Linked DNA regions of Homo sapiens: region 1 is linked to region 2. A link is a loop called in an ENCODE intact Hi-C map of the cell type or tissue named here. Cell type or tissue: PC-3. All regions are shown on one strand. Each heading gives the region's core, and the rest is flanking DNA. Links, peaks and the distances in the headings are about the cores only.

Evidence for each region. Hi-C counts contacts between places; a loop is a spot of excess contacts. Peaks named below come from ENCODE experiments on the same cell type or tissue, not always from the same donor. Only the 100,000 strongest peaks of a DNase experiment are listed, where the experiment ranks them.
Region 1: it touches region 2 in a loop (8-fold over the local background); 2 of 110 quality-filtered maps call a loop at or near these places.

What each region holds. Positions count from the first base shown.
Region 1 is chr21:23,392,095-23,397,493 of GRCh38, forward strand. No RefSeq gene overlaps it. Among named protein-coding and RNA genes, the nearest start is that of D21S2088E, 10 kb to the left of the region's middle. In PC-3, for the core only: a CTCF peak has its summit at 2,581; no DNase peak of the experiment used is centred there.
Region 2 is chr21:22,572,004-22,577,402 of GRCh38, forward strand. No RefSeq gene overlaps it. Among named protein-coding and RNA genes, the nearest start is that of LINC00308, 480 kb to the left of the region's middle. In PC-3, for the core only: a CTCF peak has its summit at 3,250; no DNase peak of the experiment used is centred there; H3K4me3 peaks cover 596 bases.

The DNA of each region.
Region 1 (5,399 bases), core at 183-5,182, 820 kb after region 2:
GTAACCGACTGCTGATGCAATCAACAGCTTGAATGAATCTTGAGGCTATCACGCTGACTGAAAACAGCTAATCTTAAAAAGGTCACATAGTATGTAAAACTTCTTACATAACCATAAAAAGTGGCCAAATCATAGAAAAGAAAAAACAAATTAGTGGTTGCTGAAAGGTAGAGTTAGGGCCTATGAGAAGATGGTGAACGGGACTGTAAAGAAATAGCACGAGGGGAATGTTCATGATAATGGGAGAGTTCTATGGCTTGACTGTGGTGATGTTTACACCAGCCTACACGTGTGATTGCACCATGTAGAGCTACACTCATACATTGTACCAATGTTCGCTGATAGTCATTGTTGATTTTATTTTTGTGTACTTGATATGCCATCTATACATTATTTTGCTTGACTTCCAAGCAACAACGTGGTGAAATTAACACTGTGGATATAATTTATAGAAAAATAATTTAGGTTACTGCTTTTACAATTCTATAGTTACCACTGCTATTGGACCAAAGGCCTAGTAAAAAAAAAATAAGGTGAAGTATACAGCTATGAAATATGAAGAACCTCCTTACCTGGTAGGAGGTGGGCTGTTGATTGCTGACATGGTCTTCTACAAGTCTAATGTAACTTAAGGCAGTAGCTCCTTCACTGATTGCCATTCTTTACTGTCTGAACTAATTCTATTCAAATGCGGGCAGGTTTGTATAACAATGGCAACAGAAATCCAGATAAAGTCACGTGTTGTCTTTTCTGTTTTATGTCTTCCTTTGCACTGCTTTTTGGCTAATAAAGCTATAAACCAAATGAGAGTAACCTTGAAATATGTCTTCATCATCCACGCCAGTTTTTACCTTTGGAATCCAGTCCATTATTAATACAATTCTTATGCTCATTAAATACGGTTACTTTGTACCTAGAATATTCTGGAATATCTCCCTTTAGACCATGAATCTGTGGTTTTGAGAATTAATTTAAAACATTTTCAAAAACCTTTGAATCTGTAAAAGAACAATTTTCAAATTGGAAGGTGCATGAGGTAGCAGAAAGATTGAGGAGCAGAGATCATCAGAATTCTTCATTCCAAGCCTCCTTCAGTGATTTGCTATTTGACCTCAGGCAATTTACTTATTTACACGGAGTTATCATTTTTCTAAATCAATAACTGGCATTTGGAAATTATACCTAATTATCTTAAAGAGAGTTTTTTTCCACAATAAAAAGACACATTGAAAACTTTAAAAAGAGTAATAATTAGCACAGGTTAAATCAAGGGAAGGTTTGCTGTCATTTGTCTGATATTGAAACAGCAGGAGATAAAAAGTGGGTGTCAAAATACAAAGAAAAAATTAAGACCAATAATTTTGAGTTATCTTTTCAAATTTGGTTAATTCAAAAGGAAGAATTACAATGGTATCTTGATTATTTTGTGAATTTTACAAACAAGTTCAACTTGCTCCCATATCAGTTGCTATTTATGGTGCAAAACAAAAGTGTGAAATGTTATTTTGCAGGTGAAGGACGGAGCACTTTAGTGTGGCTCCATGACATTGTATTCTTATTGCCGAAAGCCTTCATGAGAATTTGATGATGTTAAATTGTTACCTTCTTACTCTAGCTATTGACTTGAATTGATATTTGATCTCTTTATAAAGAAGAAAATAAAGTATAACTTTAAAATCGTATTTTGTTTTGAAATCTAACACACTCCTTGAAATCTAACACACTCACACAACAGAAATGGATTCATGAGTGACATACATTATTCAGCTATCAAACAATCACCAACAGTCACCTCAAGATAAGCTTAATAGGTCATTGCAGTTACCTTTATAATATTAGAAACATTTAGTAAAGAATATTAACTAGGTGACCCAAAATATACTGTCTTTTTTGGTTTCTTCTGCAATATATGACTAATTCATTGTAATGTTATCTTACCATGGCAATAATTTTTTATGCATGCCCCTTAGTCATATTCCTGATACTGTTTAAAATTAATAATTTTCTTTCTTGTCTATAGAATATTCAGTTTTTCATTGTTCACTTAAAATTTAATTTTTTTTCTCCAGAACAACAGAAAACCTATTTTGGGAAAATAGATATTTCTTATTGTATTTGATTTAGCTTCAGAATTAAATAATATGTTATAATCAAAGTGATTTCGAAGGCTAAGGAGGTATTATGGAAAGTGCTCTGGAAAGCTTACTAGAAACAAATGTTCTCAATGAACTAAAGATGAAGAGGATGGATGATCCCATAGCAGCACACTGTGATAATTTTTAACTGACTTTGTGAGTAATCTATTCTGAACCACACATAAAAGAAAAGAATAAAGCATTTTGTTCCCTACTTTTGTCATTCCTCGGTTAATGTTTTTTACAGAGAGAAAATGCAAATCAAAGTTACCTAGGTTTTTTGTATTGCAGCTGTCTTTAAATTAATTTTTTAAAATATCTTCACACACTTACCTATAAAACTATAGAAAAATAATAGGGTTAGATGGATAATGGGTAAATGAGATAATTATAAATTATCTTTAATAATGAACCAATACTGCCATCTATCGCTTCCAACACAAGTCCATTACACATTAAATTAATGTGCAATAGAATGAGGATATATGCCTTTAAGTCATTTTATATAGCTGAAATATCACAAATTTGATAGGCTAAAGTTACACTTCAGAATGTATTAGGTTATATACAGCACATATTTGTTACATTACATTGATTATATTTATTATCTTTTAGGACATAGCTTCCATTTATCAGAATTTATACCCTTTCTACAAAGTTTTATATCCTCTATATATGGTGTGAGTGTAGGGTCATACTAAGTGTCGGATGTTTGAATCCTGAGTAGAAACTATGGGTGTTGTATATAAATGGTATTCAGCTAAAAAATTAAATAAAGCAATCTGCATATATGTAATTTATGCAACCATACTGAGAATTTCCATGCTCAGTTTTATACAAAACTTGCTGTAAGAAACGAAAGTGAAAAAAAAGTCCAAAATCCTTCTTCCAAGAAGATATTCTTTCAGCAATTCTCCAACTTGCAGTATTGCTCTGGGCTTCATTTTGCCTCATATTTTAGTCTACCAGAAGCAAGTGATTATATGTAAAGTGAATCTGGCTTTCAGAGATCTACTTACCTGCCTGGACCCATTCATAATAAAGTCATAAATGCAAGAAAATAATTGAATGACATCCCGAATATGTTAAACAACAACAAAAGGCAATGAAACAGCAATCCAGAATTCTATACCAGCAAAAACCTTCTTTAAAAAAAGAAAGTGAATTTGAGACATTTTTGAAAGACATGGTGGCTCACACCTGTAGTACAAGCACTTTGGGAGGTCAAGGCAAGAGGATCATTTGAGGTCAGGAGCTCAAGATCAGCCTGGGCAACATTGGGAGACCTAATCTCTATAAATAATTTTAAAAAATAGCCAGGCATGGTAATGCACACCTGTGGTCCCACTGTTGGAGATGCTGAGGTAGGAGAATCACCTGAGCCAGGGAGTTTGAGGCTGCGGTGAGCCATGATTGCACCACTGCACTCCAGACTGGGCAACAGAGTAAGACCTCATCTCAAAGACAAGAAGAAAAATAAAAAGAAACACTCAGAAGATTTACTCTACAGGAAATACTAAGGAAGGAAAATGATCCAAATTGAAATATATTACAGCAAGAAGGATGTGCATCAGAAAGGAAAATTTTAACAGGTGACTGTTTAAGTACCAATTGTAACTATATCATGTAGGAATTTTTCCATTGGTGTTATTATGGTTTAATGTATATCCAATAAATTTCACCAGTTTTAGTTTACAGTTTCATGAGTTTTGGCAAATGAGTGCAGTCAGATAATCACCACAATAATCAACAATATACACCAGTTCCATCATTGGAGAGATTTCTCTAAATGTCCTTTGTGGCTGTGGCCAGCCTCTTCATTAACCCAGCATTCATTGTTTCAGGCCCCAATAATTTTACAGAGACCATATAAATAAAATCACATGTTACAAAAGATTTGGGTATCACTTATTTATGCATTATGATGTTGTGTATATCAATAGTTTGTACTTTTTGTCATTTAGTAGTATTCTATTGTAAGCAAATACCATTTTTTGTTTGTTTGTTTGTTTTTATTTCTCAGTTGAGGTACATTTGTTTTGCTTCCAGTATTGGTATATTAAAAATAAATATGGTATAAATATTCTGATATAGGTTTCTTAGTAAGCTTAGTATTTTGTTTCACTTGGAGAGGTATCTAGGAGTGGGATTATAGAGTCATATCGCAAGTGTATGCTTGATGCTCTAAGAAGACTTCCAAATTACTTTTCAAAATAACTGTAACATTCTGCATATTCAGTAATAGTGCATGAGAATTTCTGAACTTTGTGTTCCTATCAACACTTCTCATTGTGAATTTGTTTGTTTAGACGTTTTAATAGGGGTCTTTTGATACATTTGTCCAGTTTTTCTTTTGGGATACCTTATGACAAATGATGTTGAACATCTATTCTTGTACTTATTTGCCATCTGCATATCTTATCTGATGAAGTACTTGTTCAGATTTTTTTTTTTTTGAGATGGAGTCTCACACCGTCCCCGAGGCTGGAGTGCAATGCTGCAATCTTGGCTCACTGTAACCTCCATCTCCCAGGTTCAAGCAATCCTCCTGCCTCAGCCTCCTGAGTAGCTGGGACTACAGGCATGTGCCACCACTCCCAGCTATTTTTTTGTATTTTTAGTAGAGATGGGGTTTCACTATGTTGGCCAGACTGGTCTCGAACTCCTGACCTCCTGATCCACACACCTCAGCCTCACAAAGTGCTGGGATTACAGGCGTGAGCCACCGTGCTCGGCCCAGATTTTTATCCATTGTTTAAATGGGTTGTTTGTTTTCATATTGCTTGCAGGTTTTAGTTTTTGTTTTTTATTCTGGATACAGATCCTTTATATAATTTGCAAATATTTCTTCCCAAAATGTAGTTTCCCCCTCCTTTCTCCTAACACTATATTTCAGATAACAGAAGTTTTAAATTTTTATAAAGACCAATTTATCAATTTCTTTCTCTTATAATATATGCTTTTGGTATCATGTCTAAGGAATCATTGCTTATGCCAAGGTCCCAAAGACTTTCTTGTATGCTTAATTCTACAAGATTTTAAGCTTAAAAATATTGTCTTACATTAGGTCTAAAATTGGTTTCAAGTTTTTTATAGGAAGTGAGGTATAAATGAGGTATATATGGGGTATAAAAAGAGGCTGTTGTATATATGTATATATAGATTAAAACATATCTTTATATATACAAATATAAAAACATTTGTGTGTATATAAGTTGCATATAAATATATAACTATATATACAAATATGTATAATCAACATGT
Region 2 (5,399 bases), core at 302-5,301:
GACCATCACGCCCAACATGGTGAAACTTTGTCTCTACTAAAAATATAAAAATTAGCTTGGCATGATGACATGTGCCTGTAGTCTCAGCTACTTGGGAGGCTGAGAAAGGAGAATCTCTTGAACTTGGGAGGCGAAGGTTGCAGTGAGCTGAGATCATGCCACTGCACTCCAGCCTGGTGACACAGGAAGACTCCCTCTCAAAAAAAAAAAAAAAAAAAAAAAAAAAAGACAGCAAACTCTAAGACTCAGAAGCAGAGAAAATAAAAGATAATTTAAAATAATGAATGGGGAAAAACTTTGAAGAAAGGTAAAAAGGCCGGGGGAGACAGCCATAAATACATAAGAGTCAAAGCAAGAATGGGAGACAGAGGGTCGGGGGTTGACTTGTGAAAAATAGTTTCGGTAGAGAATCACAAGGTAACAAGGAGGCACTGTGAACAATGTCACACTCATACATTTTAATTCTTAGTTGTAATAGAAAATACACTAATTTTTTCAAAGTAATTTTAGCAAACAGAAAACTCAACTTGTATATAAACATTAAAAACATTTAGTCAGTGATTTCATTTATATACCCAGCTCACAAGGTTATAAATGTTAATTCCTCCATGGCATGATCCCAGCTCACTGCAACCTCTGCCTCCCAGGTTCAGGCGATTTTCCTGCCTCAGCCTCCCGAGTAGCTGGGATTACAGGTGCCCACCACCACACCTGGCTAATTTTTTTGTATTTTTTGTAGAGACGGGGTTTCACCATGTTGGCCAGGCTGCTTTTGAACTCCTGACCTCGAGTGATCTGCCTGCCTTGGCCTCCCAAAGTGCTACAATTACAGGTGTGAGCCACTATGCCCAGCCAAGAAAGAAACTATTCTAACCTAAACCTGTCCTGATTATTTTTAAAAAGGAGAAAATCTGTTAATTTTATTTTATGATTAAAGAATGTAGCAAAAATCTATAGCAAGTATCATAGTTACTGTTGAAACATAAAAGACATTTCCTTTGACTTAAGAAAAGTTTAAAAAAGTAGCTATTATTCTATTTAACATTGTACTGAAAATCTTGGAGCATACAATTATACATTAAATTATAGCACAGAATAAAATTACAAATTATTACAAGGAGAAATCAGTATTTTATAACATTTAGGAACAGTTTAAAAAGTAGATCAAACATCAAAAATTCCATTAACTTGGTGATTTTTTTCAAATATTAGTCATTCGTTTGAATTTTATAAATTCTGATAAAATTTCTATTTGTCAATATAAATTATTTTATTTTAACACTAATTTCTTAGCTGTGATAGTTGTATAATTTACTGACACAAATTTAATATTCATTCAGGAAATAGGTTTTCTTATGAGGAGTCAATATTTTTATCTGAAAGTATTAATCTATGCAGTAATAATCATGGAAAATAAATTTTAAAACTCAGTAGCATTTTATAACAATTTGTAAGAATCTCAATTTTTTACGAAAAGTCAAAGTAGATATTTAGCAGAAGAGATTATATGTATGGTTGGGTGTGGGTGTGAAGTACATACTGGGACATTCAAACGTGCGTCTCTTAAAATTACTATGTTTATAATTGACAGGGAAATTATATAATATTGACCTCATTACAATAATCAAATAATATTCATGATTATCCCATTTTGAATATTGTGCTTTCTTATGAAACAATATTACCAAGCATGATTCTATATGCAATGCTATGTATTTAAGGTTTTGTTTTGTTTTTGTTTTTTGGGGGGACAAGGTCTCACTCTGTTGCCCAGGCTGGAGTGTTGTGGCACAATTACAGCTCACTACAGTCCAGACTTCCCCAGGCTCAGGTTATCCTCCCACCTCAGTCTCCTGAGAAGCTGAAACTACAAGCACATGCCACCATGCCTAGCTAATTTTTGTGTTTTCTGTAGAGACAGGGTTCCATCATGTTGTCCAAGCTAATCTCCATCACCTGGCCTCATGCAATCCTCCTACTCTGCCTCCCAAAGTGCTGGCATTACAGGCATGAGCCGCCTTGCCTAGTCAGCATTATTCAAGATTTCATAAGGTAATTATTACTCATTTGTATTACTTAAGCCATATTTTACATCATTTTAAAACATTTATCATTTTACTAAGTTAATTGTAATCTGAGTATGTTATTTTACATTTTTTATTCTCTTAATCACATTATTCTTTTCTGTCACTCTCTCTAGATCTTGCTGATTTCCACAATCAAGAAATACAGCAGCATATTGCTCCAAGCAACTAAGTTCAAATGCACAGAAATTCTGAGTAATGTCTATCTGAATTTTTTCTTTGAGGAAAGTTATGTTGGAATCCATTTAAGATGAAAACTTTAAAAGGTACATGGTAAACTTTGCATTAAGTATGTGTCTGAATTTTATCTTTTCAATTTCCCTCTTGGCTCCAGAAGTTTGAAGCAATTAATCTTGAACATTAAAATACATTTGTGTTTGAAAAATCTTAATATGTTTAAACAGATAATGATTCTTATGTATTCTAGTTCCACATCTAAAAGATAACTCCACAACTTTAATTTTCTGTGAAGTTTATATTCTCCCAGATGTTTACATTAATCTTAAAAGAACCTTTTACTATTTTCATTTATAATTAGGTCCAACAACAATAAGCATTTTGATAGGATATCAAAGTAATTTTTATTCACTATACCAACTCCAGAAACATTAAAAAAAAAAAGCTAAAAGGCAAAAATGACCACAAATGTTAATCTGTTTCTGCAATCTAATATAAAATGTGAAACAATGGGAGAATTTAAAAGACACAAAAATAATGGGGAGGGGGTGCTATTATTTTGTGTTGGATAATCAAATAAATATTAACACAATGTTCTCAAAGTTCTTTTTTAGTTTTTTTTTTAATTTTTAAAATTTGTGTGGGTACATAGTAGGTGTATATGTTTATGGGGTGCATGAGATGTTTTGTTACAGGCATGTGATGTGAAATAAGCATTATGGGAAATGGGGTATCCATCCCCTCGAGCATTTATCCTTTGAATTCTAAATGAGGTAAGTAATCAGTTGAGGGGTGTATGGAGGAGTGGGAAGAACTTCCAAAAAAAGAGAAAAGCATGTGAAAGCATGGTAGAGAAAACTCCCTGCGTATATAGAATAAACTACATCTATTTCATTTGCCTTCCCAGACCCTTTCTCCCCTGACAGTTTGGAGCCCCCGGACGCTATACCTGAAACTATACTTACAAACTTTAGGGGGAGCTCTAACAAAGGCTCACCCAGGAGGAGCTGCGTGTCTTCCTAGTTCTAAATCACACAGGCATAGTCATTAATCCTGTCAGATGTTATTTTGTTTACAGGAAAAGACCGGGGCTCATTGAACTAATCTTTTCTAAAAAATATAGTGATTCAGGCAAAAGACATGGGCACCTGTGCTCTGAGCTGCTTATTGTCTCCATGGCATTCTTCTGAAGGGCTGTGCTTAGTCACTGAGGCGGGGGCTTTCTGAAATTCTGCTGGCAAAGGATTTTGTGACATCCTGCTGGCAAGCAGAATGGGGAAACATGGTCTCTCATGTTTGCAACTTGTTCTCACCTCATCTCACCCTTGTTCTTTCAAGCCCAGGGGTAGGAATTCTCTGCCTCCTTCCATGGTTGTTAGCTGCAGCAGTTTTCTGTATCCCTGTTAAATATATATATATATTTTTTTTTTTTTCTCTATCTGAACCAAAAGTAAATAAAAGACCACGTGTAATCCCATCCTAACCAAAAGGGATTGTTGTATGTAGAATATGATTTTTTAAAAAATAATTTATAAAAATATTTATGAATGGAATACTTTCTACTTAATAACTAAGTTGTTTAGTTGGGGGACTTCTTCCAAGTAAGTGGAGAATTTATTCATGTATCTATGTAGTGAGAAGCCGCTAATGTCTTAGCAGAAAAGAAAAGAAAAGAAAAATCCTTAGATAATTATGGTGGACGTAAACATTCAGCACTCCCTCCACCCCAGATATATTTATGTTTGAATCCCCGGAATCTGTGAGTATGTTCTTTACATGGCAAAAGAAATTTTGTAGGTGTGATTATGTTTAAGAACCTGGAGACAGGAAGACTTGCCTGGATTATCCAGGTGTGCCCAATCTAACATGAGTCTTTAAAAGCAGAGAACCTTTCACAATCATGGTCAGAGAGTGAGAGATGACTAAGGAAGAAATAATCGGGGAATTCGACTTTGCTGGCTTAGAAGATGGAGGGAAGGGCCGGGAGCCAAGGAATACTGGTGAGCTCTAGAAGCTGAAAAAGGCAAGGAAATGAATTCTCTAAAGTTTCCAGGAATGATTTTAACTTGAGACCCATTTTACACTTCTGTTATACAGAAGATGTGTTTACTGGTTTAATGCACTCAATTTGTGCTAATTTGTTATAACAGCAATAACGAATAAAACAATGGTAGCGATGATGCTTATGCTGATTATCAGAAGGGACATCGATATATGTAATATATTACAATACACTGAAGCCAGAGAAAACTGTGATGCTCTTCAGTGACTTCAGATAATTTTTTTACACCATGACTCTTCTTTTGTCTGACATTTTATAAAAAGTGTGCGAAAACATAATATTTTTAAATATTACTTCATCTACTTTGCATCCACCAGAATATCCTCAAATATTTTTGTTGTGTAAATGAGGCCTTGCTACAATTTTAGTGGTGATGAAGTAATTTTCTTACTGTTTATATAAAAGATTTTCTAGGAAGGGAGAACTAAATGACAATCGATTACAGATATTAAGGTTACTAATGCTTTATAATTTAAAATAAAATTTTCTGAATTGCAATCCAGGTAATCCAAAACAATTTACATTTCCACAAGTAGTGCATGAGTGCCAACTGTCTCATGCTTTTGCACTAATTAACATGATTGCTTTTCAAACTTTGCAAATTTGGTGATTTAAAATAAAATGTCAAGTAGAATTACTTAATTCTGATTGATATCATTCATTTATAATCTTTCTTATTGAATATTTGAAGTTATTATTTCAAAATTTTTTGTAAATAGGTAATTTCAGCCTACTGAAAAGATTGTAAACACAGTATTCAATGTAACTCATGTTTGAAACATGTAAAACTTTCATAGAAGTAGGGAAAAGGCAAACAGAAAACGGTGGTTTTTAATAACTGTTCAAATTGCTGGATTAATGAGATGACATATTAAATTTGAGAGAAAGTGAAACAGAGAAAGATGTTCCATGCAAGCTGCATGTGTAAACAATACCATTTTGGATGAATGGTCTACTTCATTTTATGTACCTAGGGAAGATTCTTTGTGTGGGTGAAAGAATATTCAAACACTTATAGGAAACATTGACCGTCAATATATTGAAAGACCTGGGAAAAATATTCACCTATTATCCTT